2 separate regions of the Mus musculus genome follow, and region 1 is linked to region 2. A link is a loop called in an ENCODE intact Hi-C map of the cell type or tissue named here. Cell type or tissue: gastrocnemius. All regions are shown on one strand. Links, peaks and the distances in the headings refer to the core of each region. The heading gives the core; the rest is flanking DNA. Region 1 overlaps Nf2 (neurofibromin 2). Region 2 overlaps Nf2 (neurofibromin 2).

Evidence for each region. Peaks named below come from ENCODE experiments on the same cell type or tissue, not always from the same donor. Only the 100,000 strongest peaks of a DNase experiment are listed, where the experiment ranks them.
Region 1: it touches region 2 in a loop (2.0-fold over the local background); 4 of 42 quality-filtered maps call a loop at or near these places.

Annotation. Positions count from the first base shown.
Region 1 is chr11:4,816,046-4,818,852 of GRCm38, forward strand. It overlaps Nf2 (neurofibromin 2), which reads right to left. Exons shown (of 17, transcript NM_001252250.1): 3 at 2,460-2,582; 4 at 37-120. Among named protein-coding and RNA genes, the nearest start is that of Nf2, 32 kb to the right of the region's middle. In gastrocnemius, for the core only: no CTCF peak of the experiment used is centred there; no DNase peak of the experiment used is centred there.
Region 2 is chr11:4,766,287-4,769,093 of GRCm38, forward strand. It overlaps Nf2 (neurofibromin 2), which reads right to left. Exons shown (of 17, transcript NM_001252250.1): 17 at 1-1,987. Among named protein-coding and RNA genes, the nearest start is that of Cabp7, 21 kb to the left of the region's middle. In gastrocnemius, for the core only: no CTCF peak of the experiment used is centred there; no DNase peak of the experiment used is centred there; H3K27ac peaks cover 425 bases.

The sequences.
Region 1 (2,807 bases), core at 237-2,736, 50 kb after region 2:
TTGAAGAAGGGCACATTTCCCTTTCTTTGCACCCACCTTGGCCTGGACAGCATATGACGCCAAGAGCACGGACGCCTCGGGAGGGCAGTAGACCTTTTCATCCAAAATCTGCTTCTTCACCTGAAAGGGGGAATGAGGGAGACAGGCAATGGCATGTGTGGACGACAACAGATGGCTGCAGAGAATTCTAAATGAGGGCTTTAGCCTAAATGAACAAAGCAGCCTGTTAGTGAGTTTCCGACAAAGGGAACTTTTTAAAAAACTGTTGCAGACCAGTTGCTAGTTCAGCCACTAAGAAGCTATCGGTAAGACAGCTGCGTCTTTTTGCATTAAGATCTGCTTGCCCAGCCGTCTAGTGCACACCTTTCATCCCAGCACTGAGGAGGCAGAGGCAGGTGGATCTTTGAGTTGAGGTGAGTTCCAGGACAGCCAGGATCACACAAAGAAACACTGTCTCGAAAAACCATCCAACCAACAACAAAGTCCTCCTCCCACCGCCAAGAAAAAGATGTGTTTGATTACAGCAGAGACTGACAAGGTGGCGGCATGACAAGAGCTGCGGGTTGCTGCACTTTCTGTCTCAGTGTTGGCCTGTGGCGCACTTCCCAGGACTGCAGGAGATAAAGTGTACTTTCAAATCTTTATATAAGACAAAAGTCACCAAGGCCACTGAATTATGACTGTAGAAAAAAGTCACCACTTCCAATGTGCTGCTCTAAGGAAAAAGGAAGCAATAAAATTTGATCGATTCAACTTTTAAGTACACATGAGGCTCAGGAAATATAATTCCTAAGCCATAATGTTGAATTAACATATCTCATTACACCTAATTTCTTACAGTGGTGCAATGTGTGATGTTCCAGACACAAGGACAAGAAAGCCACATGAAGTAAGAATACGCTAACAAAGCCAACTGTCTTTCCAGATTCCTAGTATTAAATGTTGCCTTCCTTAGTCACAAAACCAATCTAACATTTCAATACGAAGGAAAATCAAGCCAAAGTCACAGGAGGGACAAGTGCTGTCTCAGGTAAGCACACGAACGCCATTTTTATAACACAGGGAGTCTGGTTTCGTGGAGCTTAAGCCTGGCTTGAGTTCTCTACAGAACAGAAGATGACCCTGAATTTCTGATTCGCCTGTGGATTACAAAAGCACACTGTGTTCTGTTTATACAGTGCTGAGCTGGAACCCAAGGCTTCATGAATACAGAGCTACAGCCCAACCCCTAAAGAATCTTTATGTGGCTTCGGTCACACATATAATTCCCCCAGGCTTTAAAGCCAAGAAAAACTGAAAGCTGAGCTGTCCTGAAGCAGTGAAACCTTTAAATCTCCTAGTTTCTTTACAAAGAGATAAAGAAGCAGCCATAACACAGAAACAATCTGAAAGGGCTACCTTTTAACCTAACACACACACAGATCTCTTTGGTGAAACTATCTGGCCAGGCATGGGGGCACACATACTATAATCCCAGCACTTGAAAAGCTGAGGGAGAAAGATCTTAAGCTCAAGGCCAGCCTTGGCTATGTAGTGAGATTCTCTTCTCCAACAAAACAAGACAACATTTGGAGGGTAATATTACATTTCACATACTGTATCATGAACACAATACACGGAGATTCCACAGTACAAGGATTAGGTAAAAGCCAGATATAATTCTGGGAAACCAATGTAATCAATGGCCCGTAACTATCCTCTACATCATAGACAGTGGGCATCTTCAGGAGCTTAGGCAGCTTGGGCATCAGTCACTACAGACAGCCAGGAAACTGAGGGGCTCTCTGGCTATAACAAAGCAAGGCTCCCATCCTTAAACCAACAACCTTACTGTGCTTCTAGGTGGTCAACCTGTAATTCTGGAACACCTATTATTTCTTCAGTTTGATTGAACAATAACTTACTTAAGAATACCAACTGCATATTCAGTGAGCCTCTCTTTAAGGGGCTTGCACTCTAATAAAAGAGGAAATGAAATATATACCCAGAGTAGCACAGAGCAGGTTGTCTGAAACACCTTAGGAGTGGGACATGCCAAGGGTCATTGCCATTCAGAATTCCTGCCTCAATGACCCAGATCTTGAACTTTAAAGGAACTTTTTGCTAAGTCTCTGAGGCTTTTCTTTATACTGTCAGAGAACTTTTAAGTTAGCTAGAAGAAACAGGGATGCATCTTCACTAAGGATTTATACTGGGTTACTCTATTGTTCATCATCACACCTCTGCAATTTCATCTGACACCAATTCTCACTGCTTGGGTAAAGTTCTATTCTGAAGACTTTTTTCTATTACTGAGCCAAAGGACTGACTATTTGGAGGCAGAACATTTTCTGCAGTGTGGAAGTGTTTGTGGTCAACTCCAAGGGGTTCACCTGGTCTGCTTCTGAAACCATACCTGGACTGGTCCTCTTAATACGGTAGGGGTGGTTGGGAGGGGGAGATAGCATGGGCTAGTGTACCTGTAAGAAAAATAAGTGTTGCGTGATCTCTTGAACTAGCTCCTCCTCAGCATTTTCAGGATAAAATTTGGCCAGGAAGTGAAAGGTAACTGGTTCTTCCTTCGAAACATCATGATCCAACACCTGCAGAATTGCAGAGCAGAAGACATGCTGTGCTGGCCCCTTCTATTACCTTCAAAGCGTGCTTTGCAGGGAAGGTAGACAATCCCTTCCCGTTACATTCTTCCCATTTCCTAAAGGCTGTGTGTGTTATACAATTGGAAGCACTCACAGAGCCATCCATAGCAGGATATAATATCCACTTCATGCAGGGGTTCTGAACCAAATCAATCAATAACCCACAGGGTG
Region 2 (2,807 bases), core at 130-2,629:
CACAGGCAAGAGCAAGGCCTCAGTGTCCTGCACTGAGAGTGACTTGCTGTTTCAGTAGCAGGGTACCCCTGCCTATGCTTCAGAAACCATTGAAACTAGGAAGAGCCAGGGTTGGGCCTCACTTTGGACTTCAGATGTTTCTCTTTGACTAAAATTTTCTACCAGTAAGAACCCAGCTACAGGCTCAAAGCAGGCTGGAGACATTCTGGGGACCCATTCGAGCTCTCTCTCTCTCTCCCCCCCGCCCCCTCTCTCTCTCTCTCTCTCTCTCGGAGCTGAGGTACTTCTGAGTGGGGTTTGGACCTCACCTTCCAAGAAATGGCGAAATGGTTACACCCACCATTCCTCAAATACCAGGGCGCCCACGTGGTTATGTAGCTTGGTATTTCCCAAATTTGAGATATAAAGCGTAGTTAAATGAAAAAGCCAAGGAAGGCCTGGCATAATTTTTATAAACCAGCATCATTGTCTCGTGTCCCACAGCCATTGTTAAATCAAGTGTACAGAGAGGAAGAAAGTCAGAGAGCAGTTTCAGGCCAGAGAACACAGCTCAACTTCAGAGCAGCCAGGGAAGACTCGGCAAATACTGGGGTGTCAAGTCCAGAGACCTTCTCCTCAGCCTTAGGTTTCAGACTAGAGTGCTATCACAGGTGCCCAAAGATGCTGAGGTGACCATTGGGTGGCTGCCTATGACAAAGTGGCCCAATAACAGCCCGGGAACAAGGTGGTGTGCCTCAGTTTCTCAAAAACAAACCGTACTGTGGAACATCGCCTTGCTCAGCCCCTCAGCTCAGCTGTCCTCAGTTAATATACATCTGCTTGTGGACTGAGGCAGATCACCTGCTCTGTAGGACTTAAAGGGTTCTGGTCGGCTACACTAGTGACCCCAGTTACATAGAAGATAGGCCCAATCATGGAGTGTGTGAGGCACATGGTAAGCATTTGTTGCCTAGCATGGAGGCAACCCATAGTGTTAGCTTGTGTGACTGTTAGTAGCCTGATATCTCTGTCAGGCTCAGGAAAGGAAGGACTAAAAGGACACTGCTGGGCTCCTGGGGAAGAAAAGGACAATGACAGTGAGGCCTAGGTGTTGAAGAGGATGATGGACGGGTAGCAGGGCTCTGGGGTTCCATGTGCTGAGGGGGAGGAGACAGAGGTCCTGGTCACAGCTGGGTTCCCAGGCACTGATGGGAATGTGACTGGGAAGCTCCTGGCCCACCAAAGGCTCATGTGCAGTGTCTCCCAACAGCCTCTATCTTAAGCCTCTTCCTAGCCACAGCTGTCTTGCCTGTTACCTGCCATTCAGACAGCTACACTGCCTCAGGTGAGCCTGGCTAAGGAGCCATCGTTGCTGGTTCTTTTTTTTTCCCCCCCCAGAGCTGAGGACCGAACCCAGGGCCCGAGTAAGCGCTCTCACTGAGCTAAATCCCCAACCCCCATTGCTGGTTCTGAGCTAAGCCAGTCCACACTTCTACCCCATGCTTGGAGGGGAGGCCCATCCCAGAAGCCCAGTTGGGGAGTGGGTAGCACCTGCATGGTAGATTTCAGCCAGCTTTCACACTGGACTCCCACAGCCGATTCTCAATGTCAGCAAGCACAGCAACCCGTGCACCACAGTGCTTGGGTGCAGGAAGGATGGCAGCCCACACACAACAAGTATTTATATAAGAGAGAGAGAGAGAGAGAGAGAGAGAGAGAGAGAGAGAGAGAGAAGGAGAGAGAGAGAGAGGGAGGGAGAGAGAGATATGCAGGTATGCAGGAGGCAAGGAGAACTAGAACACATTGAGAAACCTCTCTATAGGGTCAGAGTGGCACGGGGCCCTCAACTCAAGAGTTCCCAAACAAGCCAGCCCTCTACTGATGGTTCCTTTTGGGTCAGGCCCATCCTGTTGGTGTCAGGAGCAGCAGATGTGGCAGGAGGTGGCCGGGTCACCTGCTAGAGTTCTTCAAAGAAGGCCACTCGGGACTTGGCGCTCTGCAGAGTGAGCTGTAGAAAGAAGAGAAGAAGCTGAAAGAGCACTGGGTCTCACAGCACGGCCCATCCTGCTGCAGGGAATGACCTCAACGGTGGCTTGGGTGACAGAGAAACCTGCCCAGTAGATGCTCAAGATACTAGCAGTCAAGCCCAGATGAGGGTTCAGATTTATTCCAGGATTCAAATGCAAAATGACAGATGACATGTCAGAAAGGATAGCAGAAAACGTGCCTATCAACCTTTTCCCAGAGCGAGTCTAGTTTGTGACTCTCATGTTTCTCTGGCTCTGAACCGCCAACTCTCATGCTGCTGTCTGTACTGCACGAACTCTCTGGGCTGAGGCCCAGGCTTGGCACCACCTAGGGCAAGGCAACATGGCCTCAGGCAAAGCAGGCCTGTGTCAGATGAAGTTTGTTCTCTCTGCTCCTACTTCTGGGTGACTCCAAAGCTGACTTGCCCATGGCCTGGAAGGTGAGAGACCAGACTCTCCTATGCATGCCAGGCTGGAGTAGGACAGGTGTACTGGGCAGTACCTGGCAGGTCAGGAGGATACCACCAAGGTCTGGCCTGGGAGCACGGAGAAGGGAGCAGAGGCAGATGTGCCTCCCCGAGTTCCTGACCCTGGGGCTGTCCTGCAGCCTCTCCTCAGAGAGCAGCATCTGGCATAGGCACCCATCTCAAGCTGCTCCTGAACCGGTGCCCTCGGGGCAAGATTATATGTTCTTGATGCAGCCCCTGGCCTTCCGAGAAAGGAGTGTGTGTGTCAGCAACTGCACACTGTCCATCTGTCCATCTGCACTTCCCCCAAATGTTCACCTTAGTGCTCAGCTCT